Regions from separate parts of the Mus musculus genome. Here region 2 is linked to region 1. The links are chromatin loops, found by intact Hi-C in ENCODE. Cell type or tissue: gastrocnemius. All regions are shown on one strand. Links, peaks and the distances in the headings refer to the core of each region. The heading gives the core; the rest is flanking DNA.

Region 1 (16,003 bases), core at 3,840-8,839:
CTCCAAAGCACTCTGTGGGGAGACAAAGCAGGTCACACAGAGTAGAGGACTGTATGACAGCAGCAGGTCTCAGCACGGCTGGCTGCTTTCTAACAGCCTTGCCTCTGCACTCCAGCTTGCTGGAGAAGAGGCTACACAGAGCACTTCAGAATCTTTGTGCAGTTTAGAAGACATTGTATCTTGTTGAAATAAAAAGTAAAAAGTATATTTAGTAGGAAAGTAATAAAACAGTTAGACATTTTGCAGAGAAACCATGTAAAGTTAGAAGCTGGTTTTTGTTTTTGTTTTTGTTTTGATGGATTCATTAAACAGATACATGTTTGGATCGATCAGACAATAAAAGAGAGCAAAATAGAGAATGCAGAAAACAGGCAAGGTGTGGTGGTGACCCATGTCTTTGATCCCAGCTCTCAGGAGATAGAAGCAGTCAGATCTACTACAGAGAGTAAGTCCAGGACAGCCAGGGCTCCGTTAACACAGAAACCCTGTCTAGGTGGGGAAAAAAAGCAGAAAACAAAATGGCATAAATGGAGGTCTAGTAGAAACCAAGTAAAAATATGGAGAGTATTTTGTGTTGTTTATTTCACTTGTTATATGACACAGATAGTTCTGTGTTGGAGAAAAAGGAATGAGAGAGCCGGAGACCCATAAGTACAAGACAGATGGACTCAGGCATCAGGAAGTGCATCCTCCTGGGCTGACTTCCTGTGGGAACTTTGTGCTGGAGCATTTACCAAACTCTCAAAGAGGAGGACCCCTGGTGGTGCTAGCCCACTATGCAGTACATGAGTCTCATGTGGACCGCAGCTTGGGGAGAGCCAGGTAACCCAGTCAGTAAAACGGGGTGTGAGAAGAAAATGTGAATATATAAAAAGTTAAAAACTGCAAGAAAAAAAGTCCTAAACATCCCTGTAGTTCTTGGAAGAGGCTTCACATTCTCAGATGTGGAGTCAGAATCACTAAAATCATCATTTCTTGTAAATATATTGCCAGTCCAGTAAATACTTTCGCTTTTACCAAGATTGATAAGGCAATATAAGGGCAAAATTACAACATTTTACTTTGGTATAAATTTAATATATAACAGCTCCAAGAATTTGTTTTTTAAAGTCTAGCCTTCCCAGGGCAATCCTTTCTCACTTTTGTCTTTGGAGTAGCTCAGGGACCAAAGGCTTTCCTGGCAGCACTGCTATACGCAGTGTACGCTCAGGGGAGGTCCAGGGATGTCTTTTCACCCCTACTCACCGTTTGTAGTTGTTGGGGCTTGCAGTCTCCCTAAAGCCATAGTGTCCACCTAGCCTTTGCCATTCATGGTGTTTAGGCTATGGAGTTGGTCTGTTGTCCCTTGCTTGGTGGTTAGTTGGCTTACTGTTTCCTTATGATTTGTCTGCCTCAGGCTATACTGCACACCAGTATCTGTGTCTACTGTGCTCTTGGTCAAAACGCTGTGTGCTGGCCGCTTAAGACCACTTGAGAAAGGTGATTTTTACTGATGAACTGACTCCTAGGGAGACCTTTGGACTTTGGATCTTCGGTTATCATCTGCTTCCTCATCTGATTTTCACCACTGAGTGTCCCTCCTCGTTCCTGTTTGTTGTTTCCTAGCTGGCATTGTGCAGGGGTAGCTTTGTCCTCTTCCTGCCAGCATGTTTGTTGATTGACAGACTGAACTCACATTATAATCTTATCACCTGGTAGCTTGTGTCTGGTTCCATCTATCTCAGAGACTTGTACTTGGTACTTAGTTCTCACAGATTTTAGCTGCATTTATTTGTTTGTTTGTTTATTTATTTATTTATTTAGAATAGAACATGGGGCCCTTGTTCTACAAGTGTAACATTTTGTTTAGCTTTACACTGGCTGAAACTGTGGCATTGGCTCAGGGCAATCAATAGAGCAGGAATACACAAACCACGGAAAAAGAGATGGTCAGTCAGAGCTGTGCATTGAGGGGTCACATACCCATACCATAGAGGGCAAGGGAGGACTGGGCAGTCAGGAGTGGTGGCAAACAGCGCTCCATGGTCAGATGACAGACACTACCTCCTGTGACATGGGCACACCTGCTCCTGGACTGATGACCTAGACTGGAAATAGCAATTGAGATCTTTGAAAAATAATCCCCTCAAACCCTCCCCCTCTTATTTTGGTACTCGAGCATGCTAGAGAGATAGCCTGCCTCCCTCCTGTTTTCTTTTTGGTTTTTCGAGACAAGGATTCTCTGTGTAACAAGATCTAGCTGTTCTGGAACTCACTCTGGAGACCAGACTGGCCTTGAACTCAAAGATCTACCAGCCTCTACCTCTGGAGTGCTGGGATTAAATGTGTACACCACCCTCTTGGCTTCTCGTTTTTAAAGGTGGAACATTCAGAGGCAAAGCCTTGGTGCATCTGTCTCATGATCTTACATTTGCTGTTTACTGGCATCTGGACAAACCCCGGAGGCCCCTTTTCAGGGGTCCTTATTTACTGCCTGTACCACATTTTCCAATGGAGCATCTGCCCTCCTGAATTTTCTTACCTGAGAGGTTGGGAAGAGCCTCACCTCTCATAGAGGAGGCTTGTACTTGGTGTAGTTTTCTCTCTTTCTCTCTTTCTCTTTCTCTTTCTCTTTCTCTTTCTCTTTCTCTTTCTCTTTCTCTTTCTCTTTCTCTTTCTCTTTCTCTTTCTCTCTCTCTCTCTCTCTTTCTCTCTTTCTCTCTTTCTCTCTCTCTTTCTCTCTTTCTCTCTTTCTCTCTCTCTGTCTCTCTCTCTCCCTTTCTCTCTTTCTCTTTTTGTTTTGGGGTAGTTTTTTTTTTTTTTTTTTTTTTTTTTTGGTTTTTCGATCAGTGTAGTTTCTTGATTTGGAGGATTAGAGACATTGCTTGACAATTATAATTTTGTGCATATCCTATCTCCTGCCATTTGCAAATATGTCTCTGCTTGTGGAAGAAAATGCAAACATTTCCATACATTTATTTTAATAGTATTGTGTGTGCATGCATGTTGTATGTATGTGGGTGTAGCCACAGATGTGGATGTGAAAGGTTATCTTTTTGGAAATGGTTTTCTCCTACTTTTTTTTTTTTTTTTTTTGAGACAGGGTTTTATACCTGACTGTCCTGGAACTTGCTCAGTAGACTAGGCTGGCCTGGAACTCCTCAGAGATCTGCCTGCCTTTTCCCCTTGGGATTAAAGGTGTGCACCACCGTCACCTGGCTGTTTCTTCCCACCTTTATGTGAGTCCTGGAGATTGAATTTAGGTTGTTGAGCTTGCAGGGCCAGAGCCTTTACCCATTGAGCACTGAGGACCCAGAACACTGAGATTTCTCATTTTGCTCATCTTTGCCTGCTCTTGTGCCTTGCACATGTTAGGCAAGTGCTATGCTACTAAATTCTAGTTCAGCCCCTCTGTTCACTTTAGGACTTCAGCCTTGAACTCTCAAATGATCTATGTTGTGAATACAGAGTACTTTACATATTTTCTTTTTCCTTTTAGTGTCACCTATGAAACTTACTGTCTTTTAAACTCTCTTCACCTTGCTTCCTTTATCACCAACCCTTTTACATAGAATTTCAGTTTTGTGTGTCTACACACACCGGTGTGAGCACACTACGCGTGCCATAACAGTTTCCTGTCTGTATCTACCAGATATCTGTCTGAAGGAGGTGCCATCAATGGCTGACAGCCTCTATAACATCCGCCTTCTGAGGGAGTTTTCCAACGAGCATCTGAACAAGTGTTTCTATCTCACGCTGGAGGATATGCTGTATGCCCCCCTAGTGCTGAAGGTAAGCCTGCCACCAGACAGACAGACACGCACTTAGAGCCAGCTGGCTTTGAGCAGGTACTTACTGTGCCGGGGTTGTTGTGTGTTTTGTTTTAGCCGAACGTTATGGTTTTTATCGCTGAGCTCTTCTGGTGGTTTGAGAACGTCAAACCAGATTTTGTTCAGCCCCGAGATATTCAAGAGCTGAAGGATGGTGAGTAACAACTGGGTGGTCATAGCCATTTTCTTGAGAGCTCGAAGGTTGAGTCAGCCCATCTGTCTGTGAAGGCCAAGGTGGTGTGTGTGTCAGTGCTTGGGCAGACCTGAAGTCCAGGCTTGCCTTTTTTGTCTGTTTTCTGGTCTGTATTGTTTTTAAATTTTGTATTTGTAAGTCAGCCTAGAGCCTCACCTGTTAAACTAATTTTGAGAAGTTTGGTTTCAAATAAAAGTTGAACTGTGTTTCCATGGTTCTAAAGGCTATAGGCTCTCTGTTTCTTGCTGACATTATAACTATAAATAATAGACATTTATATAAATTTGCTATTTCTGTAGCTAAAACAGTGTTACAGCAGAAGAGCAGCCGGCCTCCTGTCCCTATCTCCAATGCAACCAAACGCAGCTTCCTGGGTAGCCCTGCTGCCATGAGCCCCGCTGACCAGCCACCATCCACCCAGCCTCTTGCTGAAGGCAGTCATCGGTACCACCTCCACTCGGAAGAACCTGAGTGTCTGTAAGTCTGTCAGTCATTCCACTTTTGTGGCCAGTTTACCATCTTCTTTCCTTTTACATGATAGCCTGAGAATGGAAACTCTCTTAAGTAAGTAATGCAGAGAGTACCCGAGTAGCTCCTGTTGCTCGCTGTCTGTCCTCCTGCCTGTTCCTGGAGCACTCAGTCTCCTCTTCAGAGGCCAGGAGTCTGTAAGCCTTAGTTGCAATTAACAAGTTTCATTCTTAATTAATACATCAAATTGTAGAAGAGAAAAGAGATTTCTCCCGTATCTCTTCACAGTGAATTACAGTCTCACAGATGATGTAATGAGGAGGAAACTGAAGAACAGTTGGAATTGGCTGTGAAATGTCATCTGATCGCCTTTAGGGATGAAGGCTGCTCAGCTGTAAGCAGTGCTGCTTCATTGCCTTCAGTGAGCAGTGGATGATGACATAGTGAATGGAGCTGCTGGAGAGTGGGTTTTGAGAATGGATTTTTATCATTATCAGCTGGCTAGATCTGGTTGATTGGCTACAACCTTGTCAGTGGGCTGAGGGTGAGATGAAAGAGCTCTCCTGGGAGAGAGTGTGAGCCTCTGTGGGAGGAGGCCTGTGTGTGTTCTCCTGAGAGAATATTTTAAAACAGAAACATAGTTTTAGAATGTGGAGATTGAGTTGAGATTTAAGGTTAAAACGATACTCAGAAGTGATTTTTGAATAGCACATGCAGCTGTATGGCTAGTTAGACACAAGTTGGAAAGGACCTCAACTTTCTCATGTTGACACTAAAGATGCTAGAGGGTCGGTCCAGGAGGAGAGTGTTCAGGGGCCCAAAAAACCTGTCAGGTGGCCCTGGGAATATTTAAGGGCTGAGATCCACTGACAGGATCTGGTCCTTGGAGCAGAGTGGAAAGCTGTGTGTGGCTCAGAGCCCATGGGTACAGACAGACGGTGGCTGAGGAGTGACAGCATCACAAGGGCAGAGCTATATAGCCACATGTGCCTTATGTGGGTACCTGGGCATTCTTGCTGGCAGTCCTTACATCCAGCCCTTGTGCTGGGTCTTTATGGTCAGATCCAGTACATGCTGTGTGTGTGTGTGTGTGTGTGTGTGTGTGTACATACACGAGCATGCTCTCTCTCCCTCCCCCTCTCCCTCTCTCTAGCTCATGGAACTTGGTTGAGGCAGCATTGGCATCACATGTGCTCTAACTGGCTCAGTGACTTTTTCTACCTAATAGTGACTGTGAAGATTTTCTCATTCATCAAATTCTCCCCTGAATAGCTTGGCACTGTTGCATTTCTGACTCTATTCTGTTTGAATTCTCTGGTCCTTGGTGCCGTGGGTGACTATAGGTTATAAACCACTTTCTTTTTCCTTGCCTTCTGCTGGGCTTCTGGATTTCCTTCTACCCCTCTGTTCAGTTTTGTCTCCCTCTCTTCCTAATGTCCCCTCTTCCCCAGAGGGACTGCCACCTGTCTTTATTCCTTTGGGGTTAACCTTAGTAGTTGCAGTCCAGGGTGTTGAGTGCCCCTGTGATTCCTGCCCAGACTTTATTACTGTCCATTGGTCAACTTCTTCCCCAAAGTAAAATAGCAAAATAGCTGCCCTCCAGTGTGAGTGTGCTCTTCCTGATGGGAAGCTAGTGCCAGTCCCCATGGTTGGGTGTCAGGCTAACGTAGCTGCACTGAACAGTGCTCACCTGGTCTGTGCCTTCGCCACACCCGCTGGTCTCATATAAAGTGGGTGTCCTTATGGCCAGAGCCTTGAGTCCTCTTACTCAAGCTGTAATCAAAGAAGTCAAAAGGTGTGAATAATTGTAGATTTTTTGGTAGCTGTTTCCATATTGTTCTTTAAAATATGTGAGTGTTCTCTCCCAGCTTTGTGGGAGTGCCCTGCTTATCCATTTTCAAGTTACTCTCAACATTTTCAGTCAGTTTGATATAGTGGTACCATCTTTGTGGCCTTTTAAATTTTTTTTATTTTTGTGTTTTTGAGACAGGGTATTACTATATAGCCTCAGATGGCCTAGAACTTGCTATGTAGACCAGGCTGGACTTGAACTCAGAGATCCATCTGCTTCTGCCTCCCAAGTGCTGGGATTAAAGGTATGCACCACTACCGCCTGGTTTATGAGTGTGACATTTTCATACATATATATCATGCATTGTTCTTACCCAGCTGGTCCCCTTTGTGGTAGTCACTTGGGACTTTGTGCCATATACTGCAACCAGAAGTTGTATGATTTGTGTTCGAAGCTTTGGGATTTGTGAGTGTTGGTGTGTTTGTACACATGTATGCGCCTGTGTGTGGGGGTTGGGGGGACAGAGGTTGATGTTGGATGTCTTCCTTGATCATACTCCATCTTATATTTTGAGATAAGTAAGGTCTCTCATTGAGCCCAGAGCTCACTGATTTGGCTAGTCAGCAGTCTTTGCCAGTACAGTGGCTGCAGATATGTATTGATTGCTCTGTCTGGCTTTTTAATCTGGGTGCTGGCAACTCAGGCCCACCTTATATTTGCATAGCAAACACTTTACCAACTGAGCTCAGTTCCAATTTGGGGATTTTTATCTCAAATTCAAAACTTTATTGGTTTTCTTTTGGTTCAGTTTTATGGAAAGACTTTAACCCAGAGAAACCTGCTGACTGCTCTCAGCTTGATACAAGTTTTTAATAGTCTCTTTCAGTTATATGCCTTTGTTTTATTACTTTTACATTGATTGACAGGTTGTGTGTGTGTGTGTGTGTGTGTGTGTGTGTGTGTGTATTTATGGTTACTGTACCACAGTGCCTATGTGGAAGTTAGAAGACAACTTTCAGGAATGAGCTCTCTCCTTCTGCCACGTGGGACCTATGCTGTCAGGTTTGGCAGCCAGTGTTCTTCTCTGCTGAGCCGTCTCACTATCCTTTGCCTTTGCTTTTGAACTTGAAGTTTGTTAAACTCATTATTTTTTTCTGAATTATTTTTATTTAGTGGGAAAGGAGCTTCCACATTTAGTCCGTCCCATCCTTTGTTGCCACTGAGACAGAAACAGCAAAAAGTGTCACAGACAGAGGAAATCCCTGGTGAGACCATGATTCTTTTCCCTTTTTTATTTTTATTTATGTTTTACTTTTCCTTTTCATGGTTAGTAAAATAATATTCCTCAAAATTAAATGACCTTATTCTAATGTACCCATTTTAGTTAAGAAGAGCAGGATAAATTTTAATTTGTATTGATCTATAGCTCAGAACTTGTGGTGTAAATGTCATTTCAACTCAGGTAAGTTGTGTGCTGCATGCACAGAGTGGCAGGTGTCGCAGACATTCCGCACTGGCTACTGTGTGTAGCACTGCTCTTCACGTATTGCAGCTACTGGAAGTTACAGTACTGGAGTGTAGTAGTGTCCTGAGTTAGGATTATTATTACCCAGAGAAATGGCTGTTACACTGAAAGAACTTCCAACGGTACAGAGTTAGTTACTTAACACTGAATGTTTCTTCCAAACTACAGATCAGCGGCACAGGTCGAATTCTTTAACTCGGGTTGATGGTCAGCCACGAGGTGCAATAGGAGCATGGCCAGATAAAAAAAACAGGTGAGTCACTGAACTGTTTCTGTTGGGTGCTCATTAGACTAAGCAGCAGTTCTCCAGATGTGTTCCAGGGACCCTTAAAGATTCACCACGCTGCTTCTGGGAGCTGGCAGCTAGTGATACCACAGCAATGGCAGCATGTGCTGGCACAGCGACTGTATGATGTATGGTGTCCCAGCAATAGAGGGAGCTGTGAGGGCCTCGCAGTAGGGGTCTGTAGTAGCAACAGGTGCTTCCTGTGCTATAGACGCTTTTGTTTTTCATGTTTCCTGTGGTGATTTTTATTCAGGGTTTAAAAAATATCTGAGCTGTCATTTGTAGTGTGCTAAATGTAGATAATCAAGGCTCATCGGGGCCTTGGTTACTTTAAAGGGTGTATAAAGGAGTGCTGGGGCAAAGTGTTTTTGAGTCATTCACTAAATGTTGCCTCTGCGGCTCTTTTGTCCTAAAGCGTTTGTATAAGGCTTCTTCCTGTAAGACTGCTGCTCTCTCTCCATATCTTGAGCTCTTCTTCAGGCTGCTGAGCAGTGAGTTGGTTTCTCCTCTTGTTTCAGGCCTGTGTCACAGCCAACATCATTTGCTCTCCATCATGCTGCAAGTTGTGATGTGGATCCCAGTTCTGGTGACAGTGTCAGCTTAGCTCGCTCTATCAGCAAAGATAGCTTGGCATCTAACATTATCCACCTGACCCCACAGAACCAGCCCCATCCCTCCGCTGGAAAGAGCAATGGGAAAAGCCTCCTGAGCAATGTCAACATTGAGGATGAGGACGAGGAGCTTGTAGCCATCATCAGGACAGATGTGTCTCCTCCTTCCCCACAGATGCCCAGGACCTCACCTCAGGCCCCAGGCCTGGTAGCAAGTATCAGGTCTCCCCAGAGACAGGCAGACACTTTGGAGAGTAAGCCTGACAGTTTTTACTTAGAACCCCTGATGCCAGCAGTACTCCGGCCAGCCAAAGAGAAGCAGATTACCACTAAGGAAGATGAGCGTGGAGAAGGAAGGCCAAGGACCATCATGGCCAAGAGGCCTAGTGAGGGCTCCCAGCCTATGGTACGAAAGAAAGTAAGTGGTGGCCATGGCAGTCGTGACCTGAACAGAACTTTCACCCCAATTCCTTGTTCAGAATTTGCTGCGAGCATTGATCTTGCGGAGGTAGGACCACAGTCAGCAGAAGCTACAGGGGAAGGACAGCCTCTGGCCCTGGGTAGATTTGATACATTACCTCAGGGGCAGGCTGCTGATGGTTTCTTTCTCCATGTAGGCAGGGCTGAGGAAGATGAGGGGAGGTGGTACGTTGGTTCACAAAGTCCTAGCTCCCACGACTCAGAACCCTGGACCATTTTGAGGCAAGACTCGGACTCTGATGTAGTAGACGTAGAGGATACAGAGCAGGATTTTATTGGTGAGGACCACCCTGTGGTTATCCCCAGATATGCTGGTGAGGAAGAGTCAGCCAAACTACAGGAGGATATGAAAGTGAAGGAACATGAAGACAAGGATGATGCCAGCGGCCGCTCAAGCCCGTGTCTGAGCACCACTTCTCAGCTCAGCAGCATGTCCATGGCCAGTGGAAGTGTAAAGATGACCAGCTTTGCTGAAAGGAAGCTCCAGCGGCTCAACAGCTGTGAGACCAAGTCCAGCACCAGCAGCTCCCAGAAGACCACCCCTGATGCATCTGAAAGCTGCCCAGCCCCTCTGACAACGTGGCGCCAGAAGAGGGAGCAGAGTCCAGGCAGGCACAGCAAGGACCCTGCCAGCCTGCTGGCTTCTGAGCTGGTGCAGCTGCACATGCAGCTGGAGGAAAAGCGCAGAGCTATTGAAGCCCAGAAGAAAAAGATGGAGGCGCTGTCCGCACGGCAGCGTCTGAAGCTGGGCAAGGCAGCCTTTCTGCATGTGGTAAAGAAAGGGAAGGCTGATGGTGCCCCACAGCCACTGAGACCCGAACACTTCACAAAGGAATTCACACAGCACAATGGGGAGGACTTGGATGATGGCACTTGTAAAACTGAAGGGTTCCTTGTCAAAGAAGAGCAGAGAGATCTCAGTGACGCTCAGGATGTGGCATTTGTCCAGCTACATAAGCCCAGGGACCCAGCTGCTCTGCATGATGGAGAGAAGCACAGAATGATTTCTACGGCCCTCCTCGAGGATAGTGTTGGTGAGGTAGATGTGAACGAGTGTGACCTGTCCATTGAGAAGCTCAATGAGACCATCAGTACATTGCAGCAGGCTATACTGAAGATCTCCCAGCAGCAAGAGCAGCTTCTCATGAAGTCCCCCACAGTGCCAACACCGGGCACTAAAAATAACTGCCAGGACCAAAAAATAAAGGCCCCAGTCCACTTTGTTGAGCCACTCTCTCCAACTGGCGTGCCTGGCCACCGCAAACCACCACGGCTTGGCCAGGGCCGGAATTCCCGCTCAGGAAGGCCGGCTGAACTGAAGGTTCCAAAAGACAGGCAGCAGGGTTGTTCTCGGAGCAAAACCCCAACACCCAGTGTGGAGACACTCCCACAGTCAAGGTCTTTACCTCCAAGTACCCATCCACGGTCACCCTCCGACCCAGGCGGGGAACTCCCTGAGAAGTGTCTCTTCGACAGTTATAGGCTCCATGATGAGAGTAACCATCGGACATTTGTTCTGTCCTCTTGCAAAGATGCAAACATTGTATCAGAACAGGTGAACTTTAAAGAGGGTCTAGATACAAGTGTGAAAGAGGCAGGGCTGAGCTCCTCTACCATCACAGGCAAAGAACATACTCCAGTGGAAGAGCCGCTGAGGAGCAAGGCCAGCCTCATTGAGGTAGACCTCTCTGACCTGAAGGCCCCTGATGAGGATGGAGAGGTGGTTGGCCATGAGAGCTCGGTGGAGCTTGGTGGAGATAGTGACCAGAAGCCTGGGGTTGGTTTCTTCTTCAAGGTAAGTTGGAATTGTATTGAAGTGTAGTCATATTGCCTTAGTTGTAAGGCTATCTCACGAACTTCTGTTCTAAGCAGGTTCCATAACAAGCTGGAGAAGAAACATGTTTGACTTTGTGGGCTACGGAAGCCTCCATTTTGAGGATATACCCAATCAGATGTAGTCTCAGGCAGTGCATCCTAGAACCTGATACTTTTAATGAGCCATGAATACTTTATTTTTGGATGGCTTTTTGGTCACTGAAAAATGTAAAAAGTGCTCAGAATTTGAACGTTGTACAAAGACATCCAAGCCAGATATGGCCTGGCCTGTATGCTTCAATTTGCCAACCCCTGGTATGGAAACCTGGCAGCAGAGAAGCTTTGAAATGCCTTTGTTTCTCTGCCATGCAGAGATGATAAGAAGTATGGCCTCTAGGGTTTCTCTTCTTGATCATATCTGTTTTCTCCTGACCACATGCTATAGTCTCAGCCTTATAAGATGCACGTTTTATTGACATTTGTAGAGTGAGTGTGTGTGTGTGTGTGTGTGTGTGTGTGTGTGTGTGTGTGTGTGTGTGTGTGTGTAAAAAGCCTGAGGCTGACAATGGGTGTCTTACTTTATTGCTCTCCACCTTATGTATTAGACAAGAGCGGATGGGTTCAGGGTGATGTGGCCATAGACCACCTTCTATAGTCTATAGGAGGCAAGGTGTCCTGTAGAACCTGGAGTTTATCATTTCAATTAGCCTGGCAAGCAAGTTTGTTCCACGGACTCCCTGTCTCTACTTTTCATATACTGGGATTACACAAGGCTGTCTTTCCTATCTAGCTTTTTGTGAGTTCTGGGGATCTGAACTCGGGTCCTTATGCTTTCCAGGCAGAGGTTTCTCTGCTGAGCCGCCACCTCATTCCCAGTCATACTTTGTATGGTATGATTGTAGTCACATGGTGTTAGCTGAGATGTGGAGAAATGTGTGGCTTTGTAGGGAAACTGAATTTGTTGCAGGTCATCTAATAGGCTGTTTTGGTGGCATGGACTTTTTTTTTCCCATTTGTGTCACAGCTTATTAATTAAAAAGAATCAGAACTGGGCATGGTGGTGCATACCTTTGGCAAGCAGAGGTAAACATACCTCTGAACCTAAGGCCAGGTTGGTCTGCAAAGAGAGTTCTAGGATATCCAGGGCGAGCTACAATGAAGTCAGATTTTCTAAGTGTATGTTAAAGTCCATACTTGATCAGGGTAAGCCTAGGTTGGATAGTAAGGAGTTCCTTTGTACTTCCACTGACTACAAAGTAATGTGGGCTTTGTAGGATGAACAGAAAGCAGAAGATGAGCTTGCTAAGAAGCGGGCAGCCTTCCTTTTGAAACAGCAGCGCAAGGCTGAAGAGGCTCGTGCGCGCAAGCAGCAGCTGGAGGCAGAAGTGGAGCTCAAGCGAGATGAAGCCCGGTAACCTCTTCCTCAGCAGCCTTCGTTTGTCTGTGTCCAGTTGGGCAGCCTAGATGTAGAGGTAGACAGGACCAGGCTGGTACATCACAGGGGCTAGCATCTCACAGCTCTTGACTCCCTCCTCGTTCTTGCTGTTGGACGTTGGCATTCACTAGCCACAACAGTACACATCCGTGTGGCTCTCATGCCAGGCTCACATCAGCCCTATGCGTTCACTCCCTGTGCGCTCACTCCCCATTGTAATGATGAGGCTGCCGCATGCAGCACAGGGGATACGATGTCTGTGGTCCAGAGAGTTTACCAGGTGATTCAGTCCTAACCTGCCCCTTAAACTCCCATAGTTCCCAGGAATCTACAGAAAGAACCACAGAGAGGGATCTTAGAGAGTGGGTCTGGTACGTTTGTCCTTAGGAAGAGAACCTCTGACCCAGTCTCATGAATCCATTTTGTTCTTAGGCGTAAGGCTGAAGAGGATCGACTACGGAAGGAGGAGGAGAAGGCAAGGCGAGAGCTCATTAAACAGGAATACTTACGGAGGAAGCAGCAGCAGGCCTTGGAGGAGCAAGGACTTGGCAAACCTAAATCAAAGCCTAAAAAGCCTCGGCCAAAGTCAGTTCACCGGGAAGAGTCTTACAGCGACTCTGGCACCAAGTGCTCTTCTACCCGTAAGTGCCCAGCCCCAGCCCCAGCCCCAGCCGTGTGCCATGCTTGCTGCTCAGTGCTGAGTGCTTTATCTCACTGGGAGAGGGTGCAGGGGAGGGGCCATCCCTTAAACAGGCTTAAGGGGCTGAGACCAAATGTGATGTTCCAAGATGGCAAGGGACAGCCAGGGTTTGGGCAGAGAATTAATTGTTGGGGGTTGTAGAGGGAAGCTCCATCACAGTGTGTTAGGATGGCAGGGATGGGCCTGGTAAACTTCTTCACAGTTTGCCAATTTCTTGTTCCTACAGCAGATAACTTGAGCCAAACTCACTCTGGCTCCAGCCTATCCTTGGCATCTGCAGCAACAACAGAACCTGAGAGTGTTTATTCGGGGGGCACACCTTCTCACCGGTAAGGAGGCTAAGAAGCTATGAAGTATCTCAGCGCTTGTACAGAGCAGGAGAGCCTTCCAGATCGAGAGACACTTTATAACTAGATCCACAACGTTTAGGAGAAAACCCAGCCCACCCCTACCAGGGCTAAGTGGCTTTTATGACATCGTCCCTCATTCTTTCTCCATGACCTCCCTGTCAAAAGTGTGCACTTCTTGTTGCATAGGAGTAAGTGGGTGACACTTAGCCCCATTACCTGCATACTTCAGTGAGTAACTCAGTACATTGCTTGTCAAACCGTCATCTGGCACAGCCTTAAGTGTGAATGTCTTTCTTGGGCTATGGGGTCTGGCAGGGACCAATGCTTTCGGGCTACCAGATCATTTAAAGTGGTATTTTTCATTTTCTACCAGGTATTAAAACCCCCTCTTTGTGTTACAAAGTAATTTTACAGGTGCTGTGGGTACCTGTTGTGGCATCAATGAATTCTTAATGTAGCTTTAGCTGGGAGCTCCTACATGGTGTTGACTTCTGGTAGCTGGGGCTTCATTTGAGTGGCATCTTGTGAATGCTGTCTGTGGAGAGGAGCTTTCATTCCTCCTTGATGTCTAGTGGGGTTTTGTCTCCTGGACTCTGGAAGACTCCTAGGCAGCCTTGAATGGTGCTTCTTTTAGTTTTGTTTTGGGAGTTGGTTGTCTAGCTAGATTCTACTCCATCCCTGACAGTTCACCGAGAGAGTGACCTTCTACACAGTTTTCACAGGCTTTGGCCTTGGTAGTTACTGTTCATGATCCAGCATCCCTGCATGTACAGCCCCAACCTGCTAGGAGTCAGAGAGTAGCTGAGGCATGCATAGGTTTTTAGATTAGCCCCATTTCAGCCCCTCCTTCCCTAGGTCTCATCCCTTGCTTGGTGGATGTTAGTCTCCTGTACTTGGTCCTCTGTACCTGAGCCAGCGTCAGTCATTCCCTGCACTCATGGTGACACCCTCTGGCAGTGGTTGACAAAGGCTCACCAAATCTTCTACCTTCACATAAAGGCCCTGCCTGTTGCAGCTGTGGGCATGCATCTTGCCCTGAATGTATGGTTGTCATGGAGAAGTAGGAGAACTGCAGCTTGAGCACCCTGTCTTTTTCTGCCTGCAGAGTTGAATCACTGGAAGCTTTACCTATCCTGAGCCGCAACCCCAGTCGGAGCACAGACCGAGACTGGGAGACTGCATCAGCAGCTTCCTCTTTGGCCTCTGTGGCTGAGTACACAGGTAACAGCCACACAACATCTTTAGGGTATATTGCCCACAGAGGCACTTGGGTATAGATAGCACTCTTTAAAATATATCTTTATTTTGGCCTAAAATGTTTTGTTTTATTTTTTTTTAATTCAATATATACTCAGTGTCAGAGCTATCTCTAACTGCTGGCTGTCCACAGCAGGGACACAGCAGAGACCCTGATCTTATCTCTATTTGTCCCGTGGGCAATAATAACTCCTTACTCTTTTGAGAGCAGAGATAAAGCAGGATCATACATCCTGGTCACTTTCCGGTTTCTGGGTTTGTAATTTGTATAGTAAAGAGACTCAGGTCAGAAAGTAGCAACAAGTACTTTAATTTTTTTTTTTTTAAATTCTTCTGAGTAGATTAGAAGAGGTCTTTATGGTCTGTTTTCAGAAATGCATAATTGTATTTTGTTTCTGAGAAAAGTGTTGCTCTTTTGTGTGTATTTGTGGCTTGTTGTTAATAATTTTGCAATTTTTGATCTGGTTTTCTTAGGTCCTAAACTCTTTAAGGAGCCCAGTAGCAAATCAAACAAACCAATTATTCACAATGCCATCTCCCACTGCTGTCTGGCTGGAAAAGTGAATGAGCCTCACAAGAATTCAATATTGGAGGCAAGTGTCAAATTTTATGGTGGTTATACATAGAATAAAAATAAATTCTGTTAGCCTTTGCTGTTAATGCCAGAGGTATGTTCTCTTCTGTTATTTTAAGCTACCCTGTTACTGAATAGCCATGGAGTCTTTTTCTCCTAATTATCAAGTAGAGGGGTGTGTGTCCTGAAGCATGAACACAGAATTCTCTGTAGGGTTATGGGAGACCCCATAGAAGAACAGGATTTTGTCAGAAAGGTGGATTACTAATTCAGTTAATGGTTTCATTTGGTTCAGAGCTAGACATAGAAGATAAGAGGTATCCTCTTCAGCCGTTCATGGTAGGTATGGCGTGCTGGCCATGCGAGGGCCAGGACCTGGTCCAGTGGGCCACATTCCTGGGGGGAGAGGAGACTGTTTCTGTGGCTATAGATGTGACTTGTTTCTGTTTTTATTTTCTGGTGCTGACAGTGGAACACAGAGCCTAATGCATATATAGTAGACAAGTACCGTGCCACCCAGCAACCCACTTTGTCCCCAGAGTAGAGTAGATATTTTTAAATGGCAGTGCACTTGAGACAGAAAAGAGGCAGGTGACTCTGCTGTCCTGCTAGTGAGTGCCCATGGCTGAAGGCAGAAGTTAGAAGGGTGGGCCTTGGAGGCACTTTGGGCACCTGAGTCACCAAGAACTGAAAAGTTGGGTCAGGTGG
Region 2 (16,003 bases), core at 5,679-10,678, 69 kb before region 1:
TTGAAGGAATGAAAGGTGTCAGCCTCAAACCACATGAGCATGGGATGTCACCTTCACTGCTGTGATCTCTTGCCTAACTCACTTGTGGTGTGGATATACGTAATGAGCATGGCAGTATTCTATGAAGGGGGTAGGGAGATGATTCACAGATGCTTGCTAATACATTTTAGGGGCAGTATGGTTAGGCTTAGGCAGCAGGTTTTGATATGATGCTAATTATTTGTGATGTTTAATATTCCAGTTGATATTGGAGTTGTATCATTTTGACCATTTTTGTCATTATTCTTGTTTAAATTGAGACTATTCTACTCCACATTTTCCAGGGCAGAGGGCTGAAGCAGCAGGAGAATTTCACAGCATTCTAGATCACAGGGCTGGAGAGCAGAGGCATTAGAACTGACCCACCTCCGGGTCCCATCAGCTCTAGGAGTCACACTGCATTTATTAGAAAAGATGATCTTCTCGTTGTACCTGACTGTAAACCTGTCATGCACAAGATACTTTATCCTGACCTGACTTCCATGTTCTTTATTGTCCTGTGCACCCTGGTTACTGGGGTTGTTATCACTATTATTTTTTCTTCTTTCCTCTCTTCCAGAGGGGTATGATAGAGTTTTTTAAAAAATTTTTTCTCCCACAGCACTCCTGGGAATTTACAGCTGTATCAAGGAGAGGCTTGTTATTTAAATTCTTAAGGAAATAGATTTGGTTTTTGCCTCCCCCTTTTTGTTTTACCCAAAGTGACTTCACCATGCTATTGCCCAGCTTCCACTGCCGGTATCTAGGAAAGGGGCACAGTGAGTCCTCTTTTCTAAAGGGGGTTAGTGGAAGTCTGGGGTGATGGAGCTGTGGTGTGGAGGAGCTTTTCTGTAGTGTACCATCTGGATGAAGCACATGAATTCTCCTTCAAAGCCTAAACCGTCCCAGGTCCTGTGAAGAGTTAGCCCCTGTTATCTTTTTTTTTAAAGATTTATTTATTCATTTAATGTATATGAGTACACTGTTGTTGTCTTCAGACATCAGAAGAGGGCATCGGATCCCATTATAGATGGTTGTGAGCCACCATGTGGTTGCTGGGAATTGAACTCAGGACCTCTGGAAGAGCAGTCAGTGCTCTTAACCACTGAGCCATCTCTCCAGCCCCCATGACCTGTTATCTTTCCATGATGTACAGTACTAGATATGAGCAGAAGCTAATGACAGACACCTCTGGGATATGTGCACGTGAAGATAGGGTTGTGGTGGTGTGTAGTGTGACGACCTGTGTCATGTCTTGTTCCGGTGTGCTGCTGACAGGCTTCAGAATACAGTTAGTAGGTTCTAATTGTGTTTCATACTGTATTCTGAACTTGACAAATCTGCTAGAATTAACCAGGGATTTTAGAATTTCAAAGCATCCCACTTAGTAGTTTTTGAAGCAGAATGGGGTTCTACTGTTTTGGTTGTTATGACCTGGTACCACATCAAAGCAAATGAAAGGATGTTTATTTTAGTTCATGGTTTGGAGGGATACAGTTCTTTCTGGTGATGGGGTACGGTGGCAAGTGGCTCTGCCAGGGGGAGCCTGAGGCTGCTTGCTCACATATCTTTGAATCAGGAAGTAGAAAGGGCAGTGCTGCTGCTCAGTTGACTGACTTATGGGTATTCAGTCTGGAACTCCAGCAGCCCATTCGATGGGGCTAGCACATTCAGGCTTGGTTTTCTTCCCCCTCATTTAATTCTCTGTGGAAAGCCCTCATAGACACCCAGCAGTGTGCCTTATTGATGCCATAGGTATTTCTTAATTCAAACAAATTGACATTATTAAAGAGTCATTTTTAGGTTCAAGGAAAGTTGAGGTTGTCTGCTTCATCACAATGTTGAGTAAGTTGGTTGCTGTAGGGTAGATTTATCTTATAAGTCCTTAGTCTTAACAGCTTTGTCTGAGTGTCATGGTCCACTTTTCAAAACTGGTTTCAATCTGAGACTGATGCAAGATTCTGGTACTCTAAAATTCCAGGGTCTAGAGGGAAGTGCATGCTTCTGTTTTTTCTTCTCCTCTGGTTAGCAGCCATATATACAGAGGCCCTTTGTTGAGTGTGTGCATTATGGTACCCAAGATACCTTCCAGAACATCCAGGAACCGTGTCCTGAATATGCAAAGTGGCCCACTCTGGGGCGGGCCAAAGCTTCCTCCTCCAAGCCTGTGTGTCAGTCCCTTTCAGGTTTTGGAAAGCACTAGTGAGTCCTTTCACTGGATTTCCTGAACTTCTTCCATGCTTAATCTAACACAGGGACCCATAGCAGCAAGAAATGGTTATAGCCCTTGGCCTTGTTCTGAGTTTGGGGAGGGGCTGCAGCTGACTTGGTATTGGGCCTGGGAAAGTTGTCTGATGCTGGGCAGTGGTGGACTCATGGAAACTTGTACAAACTCGGGTTTACCTGGTGACAAACCACAGGCACAGTGATCCCCCATTTGTGCCATGTGGTACCAGCAGTGTGTTTTTGGTCTTTGTCTTCTTGGCAATCAGATATATGATAGGTGTGGCCCAAAGGCAGGCAGGACTCTGTCATTGGAGATGATGCGTTTGCATTCTGTATGAGTGAGTGCTGGAGCCTGGCTGAGATCATAAGCTACGATTGCCAGGCCTCTGTCTGTGGTGAAAGATTGAAGAGATTGTACAAGCCTCTACTCAGTATGTGAAGTCCCTTGTCATGAGGTCGGTGCCTGCAGGATCACCTGCTGGGTCCTTTCAGAGGGGCTGTCTTCCTCGGTAGCACTGATAGTTTGCTTTCTACCTCCTCTACCAGATGTTGTCACTAGGTTCTAGGGCCCTGGGGACATATACACAGCCGTGTGCCACCTGATCTCCTGTAGGCTGCATCTGGAGTAGGGTATTGCTAGGGCCCAAGACTAAGCTGAGGCCTATATTGCCCTGTGCTCTGTTGAGGACTTTGTGGTATTCACTGGGCAGGTGTGGCCACCTTGCTCCTGGAAAGCAGTCTTTTCTCTGTGCAGTTCTTCTGCCTTTTGTGTGTCTGCTGAAGAAGGAAAAGCAAATGCATAAAGCAGCTAGTTCTTTACATCCTCAGGAGAACAAGGCATATATTCATCTAAAAATCATTTTCCAGGTCTTTCTAGACTAAAGTGATTTGGGTTGCAAGTGCTTATCAATAGGATCTTGTTCCCAAGCTCTTAGCCATCTTGGGAGTCTACTGTGGGCTGGTTATTAGCTTGAAAGCGTGGAGGGATCAGTGCTTGCTGGCATTTTACTCTTTTTTTCTGTTTTTTTGTTTTTTGTTTTTTTGTTTTTAAATCATGTATGGGGATTCTTTACTGTCATTTATGCTTTAATGTCTTGACTAGTATGAAAATGCAGTAATTCCATGGGCTGGGAGATGCCTCGGTTGGTAAAGTGTCTCCTATACAGCATGATAACTTGGGCTTGGGTCCCCAGTTCCTGTGTGAAAGCGAGCACCAGCAGCATGTCTGTCACCCAGCACTAGGGCGGTGAGGAGGAGGGCAGTCAGCATACACTATACATATACACATGACAGAGAGACAAACCTTAGTAATTCCATGTGTGGCTTGAGATGTCAGGCTCTGTGTTACTCCTATCATAGTTTACTTCCGATTTAGAGATTCGTGGCTTAATTCTTCCCCCAGGGTGCTCATGGGAGCCTAGAAGACCCCAAGAATGTGACCCACCACAAGCTAATACATGCTGCTTCAGAGAGGGTGCTGAGTGACAGCAAAACGATCTTGGAAGAAAACATCCAGGACCAAGGTAAGGAGGCTGTGAGGCAGAGCCCATAGAACATAGAGCCTCAATCCCCGGGCCACCCACAAGGCGCTTTTCTGAATTCACACAAGAGCAGGAGAACTAGATTGACTGCTTTTGTGTTTGTTTGTTTTTTGTTTTGTTTTTTCAATTAAAAGAAGTACATGTTTTGGTGTACTTGTGAAAAGTAGCAGAAACGTAAACCAGACAGCTGGCAGACATCTGAGAAGTCAAATTCAAGTGTTATGTTTAGTTCTGTTCTAAAGCAAAGGCAGATCCTGGAGCTTCTGTGGCTTGATTTGTGCCTGCCGGAAGCACTCGTCACAGCGGCTAGCTGTTCAGTGCAGGTGAGACACTTCTGTTCTGCACACCCACTTTTCACTCATGCTTGGCTCTGGGACAAAACTTGCTTTCTGTATGTCATTCAAATGAGGACCAAACCCAAACTAGAGGGGAAGGTGACCCCACTCCTCCTCCCCCGCCATGGTGAACTGTGGACTGGCTACAGGTTGCTCATGCTTTAGATCACTTATTATTGCCTCATAGATTTTTAGAACTGAGCCCTTGAAAATAAAGACATTATGCAAGATGTCCACTAGTACTCTTTGTGGTTATCAGGGATGTTCAGTGACATCTTCTGAAGACCCAGGTCGTCTGTGGTGACCCAGTGGCCACTTCAAAGCTGAGGAGGGGATGCTGGCTTGGCTTAGGAGGGACCCAGGGATCCTGCTTTCTTTTTTTTTTCCCAAGACAGGGTTTCTCTGTGTAGCCCTGGCTGTCCTGGAACTCACTCTGTAGACCAGGCTGGCCTTGAACTCAGAAATCCTGTCTCTGCCTCCCAAGTGCTGGGATTAAAGGCATGTGCCACCACCGCCTGGTGGGATCCTGCTTTCTAACCTCAAGCATTAAGCACCATTCTTGTGTGTCATGTCATGACACACAAGACATTCTGTCATCACACACACACACACACACACACACACACACACACAGATATGTATACATTCGTAAATATGTTTGTGGAAGTCTGGGGTTGACATCTGTTTGTTGAGGCAGAGTCTCTTGTTAAACCCAGAGCTTGTCTATACAGCCATTCTGGCTAGCTAGCTTAATTTTGGGATTTCCAGCCTTTGCCTCCAAGTAGTACAACTATGGGCAAGCTGCCGTGCCCACCTGTCATTCAAACAGTTATGTGGATCTGAACCCCAGTCCTCAGTTGTCTATAGCAAGCCCTTAAACCACTGAGCCATCTCCCTGACCCCCATCTGCTACCTTTTCTGTCATTTATGGCTCTGGAACACTAACTGACTTCATAAATATAACTTATTTTTTCTAGACGTCTTGTTATTGATAAAAAAGCGTGTTCCTTCTCCACTCCCTAAGATGGCTGACGTCTCAGCAGAAGAAAAGGTCAGTGTCAAAGTTAGGAAGTAGGGCTCTTCACTGCTTCTTTTTTGCCGTCTCTCGTGTTATTTCCTGGGACTGTATCGTCCCTCCACAGGATGTGTGGTATAAGGGGCCCTTCATCACGGCTGAGCCTGTACTGAACTGAGTGTTTGTGATTGCTGACCAGTGACAGAAGAGAGTGAGAACACGGTCCTCAGCAGGTGCTTCCTCGTGCTGCTGCCAGTGTGGCTCCTGCACATAAAGGGTTGGCATGCAGAGAGATGACAAGCAGCTGCGCACCTGGTTTGGCCTGTGTCTGTCCTTGCAATTTTGCAATTATGCCGAGTTCTATGTCTTGAAGTCTGTGTTAGAGTGTCATCTGGGGCTTACACCTTCTCTTTATCTAGGGGCCTCAGGAAAACTACCCCTTTGTCTCTTGTGTAGTGGCTGCTCCAGAGTGCATCCTTCAGCAAGGTTCTCTAATGCAGTGCAAGATGCATCCTGTCAGTAACTTGTCTGCTCTAACACCAGACCACATGCCTGTGCCTAGTGAAGGGAAATTGTTTATAAAGATTATTTTTGTGTGTGTGTGTGTATTTCTATGAGCCTGTGTGTCTGTGCCCACAGAGGTCAGAAGAGGCTATCTGATCCCCTGGAATTGGAGTTATAGATGGATGTGAGCCTCCAGAAGTTGGTGCTAGGAGCTGAATGTAGGTCCTGTGGAAGAGTAGCAAGCACTCTTGAGTGTTGAGCCATCTCTCCAGTCCCAGGATGTACTCTTTTAAAGGGCAGTCACCTTTGTTTAACACCTTTTTCTGTCTCGGGATTCTGGAGTTTCCTGTACATTATTTGAAATGCCAGGGAGAGAGCATTGGTCTTAAAGAAGGCCAACTCTTGGGTGGACCTCTGACCTGATAGCAGATGAGTTACTTTGGGGTCTCTGCTGGGGCCAAGGATATAGGAGAGTGCCAGGCCTTTACACCCTCCTTATCTTTGACCACCTGGCCACAGTGATGGGTGGATGTGGGTGTGGGTACAGTCAGCAGCACATGGGCAGGTTGCTCCATCCATCTTCACCAGACAGATCCTGGGCCTCACCCTGCTTTCCTCGCTGATAGCAGAGCGCAGATAACAGTTCTAACTGGATGTTTAGACTTGAAGTCCCTGTAACTATTAAGATCATAGTTCTGGGGACTGATGAGATGTCTCAGCGGTTAAGAGTGCTGGCTGCTTTTCCAAAGGTCCTGAGTTCAATTCCTAGTAACCACATGGTGGCTCACGACCATCTATAAAAGGATTTGATGCCCTCTTCAGGCAGGTGAGTAGACATTAAGAACACTCGTTAATAAATAAGTAAATAAATAATTAAGTAATAAAAAAAACATAGTTCTGACTACAAACTCTGTTGCTTGCTTAAGGTACTTAAGGTACCTAGCTAGTAGCTTGCTAGAGCTGCCTTGACACAGTACATAACTGCATTACATACTGCAGTACATAACTGCAAAGTTAAAAATCATGGCATTACTTCAAGTACTAAGTAAAAATAATGCAGTTATTAAGAGTCAAAGAGTACTACAAATCTAATAAAAATAGACTCACGTTTCCTAAAGGAAGTCACTCAACTATTGGTGTTAGTGACAGATTCTGGCTGCCCTATTCATGCCACTGACACCCACCGCAGCCCACCTCTAACTCCTTCAGCTGTTATCTTCAGTAATTCTCTTCCGGCTCTCTAGGTACTCTGCATTCATTGTTCTTTCTGGAATTACGACGTTAGATGTAGCCTCTTAGTGATAAGGCTACAGCTCCCCTCCTAGCCTCTTCCTTTGAGTGATAGCCAATGCTGGGTGAAGCTGGTCCTGTTTGCTTACTGTTGTCATGGAAGTACTCATTTTTGTGAGGAGTATAGCGTATTAGGATTTCTGTTTGTCTTGGGCCTGGGGATGTATCTTAGTGGTTGAGCATTTGTCTTGTGTATCTAAGCCCTCAGATGCTTCTGGCCTACGTGTGTTGTTTGAATCGCTACTGTGCAGTCAGCTCTTTGATTCTCTCTGTGTTGGATGTTGGGTTCCTGATGCCTCCTTTGGTTGCCCCAGACCTGCTTTCTGAACATAGTATTAAGGCTTGTGAGGACAGAGGCTCAGTTGAGGCTGTGGGGAGAATGTGCTTCTGGGTACTTTGAGACAGTTGCCAGGATTCTGTCACTGAGGTCAGCTGAAGGCTACTTTTAGTTCCTGGAGGCAGTTTGCATGGCTTTCCATCTTTGCCAAAGAAGCAGAGATTTTTAGTGGTTGAGGCCCCTTGTTGGGAAGAGTGAACCCTTTGAAAGGACTCAAAACCATTTGCTTTTTCTACATTTAGCTGTGCCATGTGATAAAACCCAAGCCAAGGACTGATCACCCTGCTTACATCTTAGGGTCTTACAGACTTGGGACTGTGAGCAGCAAGCACACATAGGGCTTGTCTGAGTGCCACGTCTGCAGAATTGAGTGTCGTCTTGTCTTCCTTTGGTGTGTCAGACTTTAATACCTATGGGAGCATTCTAGAGGAGGAAGGGCTTATTGTGACGTTCACTTTACAGAAGTTTCAGTCTGGGGTCACCTGGCGTCATTGCTTTTAGGCTGTAAATGTGCAGAAACGTGATGGAAGAACCAGCAAACAGAAGCTGCTCACTGCATGCTACTCAGGAACAAAGAGGAGTGACAGGAAGGGACAGGACATACTCTTTAAAACACACATCTTCACCTGGGTGCTGGTGCACGCCTTTAATCCCAGTACTCAGGAGGCAGAGACAGGTGGATCTCTGAGTTTGAGGCCAGCCTGGACTATGGAGCAAGTCTCAGGCAGCCAGGGCTCCACAGAGAAACCTGTCTGGGAAAAAAACCAAAACAAACAGAAAGACACATTTCAGATCCACACTTTGTCTGACCAGGCCTTGCTCTCCATTGTTCTGCCGTCTAACAGCTCCTCAGATGTTTGGGCTTTAAGGTAAAAGCCTTGCTTGTTATGTAGCTCTGCTAGCTCTGCTTCTGTGTAGACTTGCCTGGCTTTGCACTATTGGAGGTCTTTTCCCCCTAGCCTTCCAAGTGCTGATATTACTGATGTGTGCCACCACATCTGTTTTCTCTGATTGCTCTTGATTCTTTCTTGGTTTCTTTCTCTGCAGCTGTTGTTGGCTGGCCTGGTGGGCCATCCTGTGGATTTCCTTAACTGTATCTTCTGACCATTCTATAGCCCTTTTACCTACTTTAGCTCTTGCTGGTGGCACCCTGGTGTGCACACACTGGGTGGGTGTGGCTTGGGGTTGCTGATGCTGAGGTGCCCACCTCCCTCACTTGCTCCTCCTCTTCTTCTCACTACTTTTAGTTTTCCTCTTCTTGGTCTTGGAAGCATTCCTTATGCCTCTAGCGTCTGAGAGCCCTGGAGGCTTGTTGGTGCTTTATGCCTAGGTGGCTTGTGCCAACTGCTGAGCTCACTGTGGCAGAGACCTTCTTATACCCTTCCTGTCTCATTTATTCTGGTTGACTTGCTGAGTCTGAGTAGTTGGGGTAAACAAGAAGCAAAGCAGTAAGTGGGTGCAGGAAGGTCCCTTCTCTTTTTCCCTCCCTCCCTGAGTGCAGCCTCCCACTCTAGGGTCTCAGGCCAACCAGACTGCTGTTGGTACCGTCCTGACTCTTGGATCCCAGGCCTGCTGCCCTTTGGTAGGTTGGGGTAGCCTTGCTCTTGGTAGGTTCTGCCCTGTGGGTTCTTGCGTTAGCCACGGCCCCAGCCATCCTTTGTGTGTCTTTTCTAACCGTTCTGTACTTTGTTTACTGTACGCTGTTTGCTTCCTGTACCTTCTGAACTTGCTGAGTGCTGCGGCCACTGCTGGTTTGGTTTTCTCTCCTATCCTCTTTATCTGTGAGCTTCTGCCACCTTCATCTTTTACTTTCATCCATGGAGGCTTGGGAGACCTCCAGAGTTCACTGCAGCTATGTGCTTCCTCCAGAGGCCTCTTCCCCAGTCCCGATGAAGCATCACAGGACCACCACTCTGCGGCACCATCCTCTCTGTCTGTCTTTATGTGCATATGGTTTGTAGCAGGTGAGGTCATGTCTGGCGTATCTTGTTAGGCTTCTGCTTCCAGTTCTGTGCACAGAACTTTCCAGAATCCTCTAGATGAAGGGAATCACACCTAAGGCTTAGAAGGTTACTGTTCTCCTTTTCTCTGGGCTGCTGTTCCATGTTCATTGTCATACTCTTCAAGGTCCTGGGTGCTTTGCTGACTTGAGTCATTTTCTCTGCAGAAGAAACAAGAGCAAAAGGCTCCAGACAAAGATGCTATTCTTCGAGCAACGGCAAACCTGCCTGCCTGCAGCACTGACCGGACTGCTGTCCAGACCACCATGAGAGACGTGAGTACCTGCCTAGTGTGGGGCTCGAGGAGAAGCTCCTAAAAGTGCTTGGGGATGGTGCCTGGCACATGCTCGTGGTTCTGGTGTTCAGGAGACTGAGACAGGAGGATGGCTTGAGCTTAGGTTTGAGGCTAGCTTGGATGTTATAGTTAGGACCACCCCTTAGCCCCTTAAAAAATGAATCTGAAACAGAATATTCAGGAACCCTTTACTACTTTTTTAAAAATTTATTTATTATTATATGTAAGTACACTATAAGTGTCTTCAGACATACCAGAAGAGGGCATCAGATCTCACTACAGATGGTTGTGAGCCACCATGTGGTTGCTGGGATTTGAACTCAGGACCTTCAGAAGAGCAGTTAGTGTTCTTAACCATTGAGCCATCTCTCCAGCCCCCTTTACTACTTTTGAACTGTTCCATAAATTAAGAATTTTTTTCAAACTACAAAGTTGACAAGATACATGTAGCACTGGACAGACAGACAGCTGTATGGAAATGTAATGTCTTTGCTCTGGGTACAAAGCTTTCAGGGAATAGTCTGAACTCCCCAGTTACTTTGGACAAGGAAATCAAGCTAAAGTCAAAGCCTGCAGCATGCGCACATGGGCCAGCCATGATAGGATGTACTTGTGTGTGCAGTTGGGGAAAGTTGCCACCACTTAACTTCATTAGGTCCCCATCCATCTGGACACTGTTGGAAGCCAGACCTTTCTGGGGTCTCTTTTGAAGAGGTCCTTTAGATAAGAGCTTTGTAATTCTTCAGTGACTGACAGGGAATGTGTCCTTTTCTGGCTTCTGTGGGTTCAGCCCTGGATCCAGCCTCTCAGGGGGCTTTAGTCTGTGGTATCCCACCTCCAGGCCCTATACTAGGCAAGGGGTGCTGCACCAGTCTAGTGTTTTCAGGTTCTTTGTTAGTTTTTGAGACAATAGCCTCACTGTGTAGACGAGGCTGACCTTGAATTCACAGAGATCTGCCTGCCTCTGCCTTCCAGCTCTGAGATTAAAGGTAAGGCCCAATATGCCCTTGTAGATTTGGAGGGCTATGTCTGGGATAGTGTTGCAGATTTAAGCAAGTTTGTTGGACATTCTGAGAAATAATCTTTTTGGTTTGTTTGATTTTTGAGACAGGTTTTTACTGTAGAATTAAGGTTGGCCTCAAGCTCCCAGCAGACTTCTTTTCTCAGCCTCGCAAGAGCAGGGATTACAGGTGTGCATCACTGTACCGGGCATGATCTCTTTCTTTATCCTACTGCAGTTCCAGACAGAACTCCGGAAGATCCTCGTGTCTCTCATTGAGGTGGCACAGAAGCTGTTAGCACTGAATCCCGATGCAGTTGAATTGTTTAAGAAGGCAAATGGTATGCGTGGGTCCTAGGCTGCTCCTAAAAGTGTCCCCAGCCCTCACACTGAAAGCAAGTTCTGCTTTGGTTAATGGGGGAGAGGGTTTGGTGTCAGTAATTGCTAGGTGAGGTGAGCCTCTACTGATGAGGCTGGGGGGCTTCAAAGGACTCTGGAATCCCCTCATGGCAGGCCTTGTCTTTCTCCTCAGCTATGCTGGATGAAGATGAGGATGAGCGAGTGGATGAGACTGCCTTGCGGCAGCTCACAGAGATGGGCTTTCCTGAGAGCAGAGCCTCAAAGGCCCTTCGGCTGAACCAGTATGCTTGCTTTCTTCTTGCCCTGGGCTTCCCTGTGATTCTCCTTCCAATCTCTGGAGTCATACTTTTTTTTTTAATTTTTATTTATCTGTGTATATGTACATGTGTGTATGGGTGCCCATAGAAGCCAGAGAGGAAGTTGGATCTTCTGGAGCTAGAATTACAGACTGCTGTGAACTGCCTGACACAGGTGCTAGGAACCAAACTCAGGAGCTCTTCATCTTAATCTAGGAGCCAGCTCCCCGATCCCATTGAGTCATTTCTAATTGGGTGTTCTAGTAGAGGCACCTTATTGCTGTGCTTCAGAAGTGCTTTCATATATGATCTTTTGGGGTGTGTGTGTGTGTGTGTGTGTGTGTGTGTGTGTGTGTGGAGGGTCTCTGTTACCTATGCTGGACTTGAACTCCTGGACTTATGTAGTCCTCCTGCCTTAGGCTCCTGAGTAGCTAGGATTGAAGGTGTGAACCATGATACCTGGCTGTTTGGAGGGTTAAAAATCACTCTGTAAATGTATCCTGCACTCTCAAGTTAGGAGAGCTCTGAGCCAGACCTGCTCCTGGCTGGACAGGGATTCTTAATAGTCTTCTTGCACTTCTGGTTTTAATACTCACTCGGATCCCATATGAAGTCTATAGAGCAGAGCTGGTCAACAACAGTGTTCTTTGTGCTGTGCACCTAGGACCTGGACTCCTTTGTCTCTTGTGTTTTGGGCATGTGTCTGTGCTTGTTTTATTGGGTCTTGGGGGTTTGAGGTAAGAGCTTTGTGGAGGTTTCCATCCCAAGAGATCATATGTCACCATTGCTGCTGCTGGTCTTGCTATCTCTGTTGAAACATATTGGAGTACATAGGATAGGAAAGTTTTCAGTAACCATCCTGGAGAGTTAAGAATCTTTTGTCCCCTTCCAGCATGTCAGTGCCTCAGGCCATGGAGTGGCTAATTGAACACTCAGAAGATCCAGCTATTGACACACCTCTTCCAGGCCATGCTGCTCAAGCAGGGGCCAGTGCTGCAGCCACTACCTCCTCCACCTCCTCTGAAGCTGCTGTGGGAACTAGTGTTGAAGATGAGGAGTCCCGGGATGAGCTCACAGAAATCTTCAAGAAGATACGCAGGAAAAAGGAATTTCGAGCAGATGCTCGGGTATGTGATGGGGGGCTCAGTATGAGGTTAGGTTTGTGGGTGTGTTGTGCAAGGAAACCAGGGGGCCTGGAGTCTGTGGCAGTTCTCATTCAGGCCTGGGGACTTGGCTGCTCATATATAAAATCCATGCTTGCGTCTAGGTGGCTTCTCCCTGCTCAGTGACATCTCTTGGAAAGTTGAATACAAGCTTGTGTCCCCTATAAGTGCTGCTGCATCTGTTGCTGTGCCTTTGGGTGGCCAGTGTTCAGAGAGCTAGAGGAACTGTTGTGGGCTGGTGAGGGAGGAGGAGTGTATCATGCTGGCTACTGGATAAGGACAAGGATGTGGGATACCTGTGCGCCTTCCGTCAGCTGCGCAGGTCCACACTTATGGTCTCCTTACCATCACTGCGCTGATACTTTCTCCCCTTTGTGTTCTTTATGCACCTTCCTGTTCTTTGCTGGAGTTTTAATTCTTCCTTTGGTCTTTCACTTTCAACTTACAATTCAGCCTACTCAGGCTGCATGCTACCTGCTCCCTAGATTTTGGCATGTTGATTAAATGGTTTTCTTAGGGTATCATCTGTGGCTTGTATTTTTTTCTCAGATCTATTTATTTTATTTATATGGGTACACTGTAGCTGTCTTCAGACACACCAGAAGAGGGCATCAGATCCCATTACAGATGGTTGTGAGCCACCATGTGGTTGCTGGGAATTGAACTCAGAACCTCTGGAAGAACAATCAGTGCTTTTAACCACTGAGCCATCTCTCCAGCCCCCTGGCTTGTATTTTTTATAGGAATCCCATTGGCCAGGTTGGGACTTTATATCTACACAGCTAAGGAAAACTGCCACCTAGGGCCTGTATTCCATCAGTGGTCCTGGTATACTCATGTGCAGGAGCAAATGCACTGCCCAGGCTCTGACTTCTCTCCTTGGCTGCAGAGATGAAACATTTCCTTGCTTTGCCCTGGTTTTAAGGGCGGGTGCTCTTTGCTACCTCATGTGTGCCCAATGCTGTCTTCTGCCTGTGACTGACTGAAGGAAGCCTGTACTGCGGTGGTACCGCTCTTTGGTGGCAGTGTCCTCTCCCGAGGTTCTGACCAGCCTGTTCTTCCCTCTTAGGCTGTCATTTCGCTGATGGAGATGGGCTTTGACGAGAAGGAAGTGATTGATGCCCTCCGAGTGAACAACAACCAGCAGAACGCTGCTGTGAGTTCCACTTTGAGACTCTCACATCCCTGTACCTCATGTGGCATGCATTGGGAATGTCCCTTGTGTCAAGACCTCCACACATAGTTGGTGATGGTGCTTTTCTTTCTTTCTTTCTTTTTTTTTAAGATTTATTTATTTACTATATGTAAGTACACTGTAGCTGTCTTCAGACACTCCAGAAGAGGGCATCAGATTTCGTTACGGATGGTTGTGAGCCACCTTGTGGTTGCTGGGATTTGAACTTGGGACCTTCGGAAAAGCAGTTGGCACTCTTAACCACTGAGCCATCTTGTCAGCCTGTGATGGTGCTTTTTATATGAAATGTTAGGGCAGATGGTTCAAATAGAAACTGAGAAAAAAAAAAAAAAGAAACTGAGAATACCCTGGACCCACAGTGCACCTTGTGTGCACATTCTGCAGACTATTAGCTGTTAAAATTGAATCCCATAGGATGGGTGTGGAATGTACACCTTTAATTCCAGCACTTGGGAGGAGAGGCAGGCAGATCCCTGAGTTTGAAGTTAGCCTGCTCTACAGAGCGAGTTCCAGGACAGCCAGGAATACACAGAGAAACCCTGTCTCTCAAAAATACCTAAATAAACAAATGAAAAGGGATCAAATATCATGCCATGAACACATAGCACTGCTGACAGGCAGACTCTATCCAGGGAGGCCTCTATGACCTTCTCATTTGTGTGTGAAGTCAAGGCTTAGACAGCTGAGACACAGTTCTGGATCTAGACTCTCCAGGCTCATTGCTATGGAGAGATACTGTCATACTGGGATCCCCTTGAAGAAAGCAGGGTGTTTGGGACTGTGTTGTGACCAGGGCTGTGGCTGTGGTCAAATTGAACTGCAGTGCCAGGCCTTCTAAGAAATGCAGACTGATGCTTCCTTCTGTCTCTATTCTAGCTGAATGTGGATCAGGTTTGTACATGTTAGGGCCCCTTCCAGGCATTGCAGCCATGGGGGCTTTTGGAGAGCCACAGAAAGGGACAGGTGAGCCTTTTGTACTTGGAGAAGGAACTAACAGCTCATCTGGTGTTCTTGGGTTTTTAGTGTGAATGGCTGCTGGGGGACCGGAAGCCATCCCCTGAGGAATTGGACCAGGGCATCGATCCCAATAGCCCTCTCTTTCAGGCCATCCTGGACAACCCAGTGGTGCAGCTGGGTTTGACAAACCCTAAGACATTGCTAGGTATGTGTGTTTACTTAGGCTAGCTTGGGTGAGGAACACATGGCGGGTGGATTCCCTGCCACAAGACCGGTGCTAGTGAAATGGTTTGGGCACTAATACTGTGCCATGCAGGTTGGCTTATGCAAGGCATTGTAGCTGTGTTTCTGAAAGCCTGGGAGTCAGCTTCTGCCTTGATGGGATGAGCTTCTGCAGAGGGGGACTCGGAAGAGCAGAGCAGTGGCCTGTATGGGAAGAGGAGGCGAGGAGACAGTAGAGTTTGGATTTTGCTTATTATTTATAAGGAATTTCTTTGATAATTACTTTTTACTTGTGATATATCTTAAAAATCCACATAATGGGGCTAGCAAGATTAGTGGGTATTTGCTCACAAATCTGAGTTTGACCCCGGAAACCGCATGGTAAAAGGTGAGAGCTGATTTCTGCTTGCACACTGGCATGTGCATGCCCCCCAAGTAAATAAATAAATAAATGCTAAAAATATAAATAAAACCTAAGTCTGCCACTTTAAAAATAGGATGACAGTGTAGTGGGGCACCCCTTTAATCCCAGCACTCAGGAGACAGAGGCAGGCAGATCTCTGAGTTCGAGACTGGCATGGTCTACAGAGTGAGTTCCAGGACAGCCAGGGCTATACAGAGAAACCCTGTCTCGAAAAAACAAACAAACAACAACAACAAAAAAAAAACTAAACCAAAAACTAAACAAACAAACAAAAAAACCCAAGAAAGTAATAGAACTAAATAGTTAGGAACATGTCATTCATTTGAAAACTGTTGTACTGGCCATGCCTATATCTCAGCACTTGGAAGGAGGAGGCAGGAGACTTGAGAGGTCTAGGCCAGCCTGGTAGCTTCTCCCCAGACAGCAGTCACCATCCGTGTCCACAGTACTGGTCTCAGGAGTGTGTGCAGACACTCGGGTGTTTCAATGGAACCTGGGGACTGCTGTGGCTTACACCTGCAGTCTCAGAGAACGACAGACTGTTTCCAGGTCAGCCTGAGCTAAGAGTAAGACGCTGTCTCAAAGAAACAGCAGAAAAACCATAGAATTGTTTATATTCTATAGATTCCTTCTGTCTTCTAATGTGACATCAATGCCAGGAGCATGGCTGTGATTCTGAACTGTTCAGGGGTGACAACAGGTTGTCTGTGTGTTTGTGTATATGCACTTTTTTCCCCTTGAAGTGTTTCGGGTTTTTGTTTTGTTTTGTTTTGTTTTGAGCCAGCTATGTGGCCTCTTGGATCAAGATGGGCCTCGCCTCAGTAT

What was found. Hi-C counts contacts between places; a loop is a spot of excess contacts. Peaks named below come from ENCODE experiments on the same cell type or tissue, not always from the same donor. Only the 100,000 strongest peaks of a DNase experiment are listed, where the experiment ranks them.
Region 2: it touches region 1 in a loop (2.2-fold over the local background); 5 of 42 quality-filtered maps call a loop at or near these places.

What each region holds. Positions count from the first base shown.
Region 1 is chr2:25,932,902-25,948,904 of GRCm38, reverse strand. Camsap1 (calmodulin regulated spectrin-associated protein 1) reads left to right here. Exons shown (of 18, transcript NM_001372499.1): 7 at 3,632-3,771; 8 at 3,867-3,963; 9 at 4,302-4,479; 10 at 7,436-7,527; 11 at 7,956-8,040; 12 at 8,592-10,959; 13 at 12,254-12,390; 14 at 12,847-13,055; 15 at 13,341-13,443; 16 at 14,570-14,685; 17 at 15,196-15,314. Among named protein-coding and RNA genes, the nearest start is that of Camsap1, 42 kb to the left of the region's middle. In gastrocnemius, for the core only: no CTCF peak of the experiment used is centred there; no DNase peak of the experiment used is centred there.
Region 2 is chr2:26,004,060-26,020,062 of GRCm38, reverse strand. It overlaps Ubac1 (ubiquitin associated domain containing 1), which reads left to right. Exons shown (of 10, transcript NM_133835.2): 2 at 3,647-3,767; 3 at 5,098-5,171; 4 at 9,434-9,541; 5 at 10,800-10,902; 6 at 11,094-11,202; 7 at 12,110-12,344; 8 at 13,450-13,536; 9 at 14,599-14,737. Among named protein-coding and RNA genes, the nearest start is that of Ubac1, 9.7 kb to the left of the region's middle. In gastrocnemius, for the core only: no CTCF peak of the experiment used is centred there; no DNase peak of the experiment used is centred there; H3K4me3 peaks cover 347 bases; H3K27ac peaks cover 1,721 bases.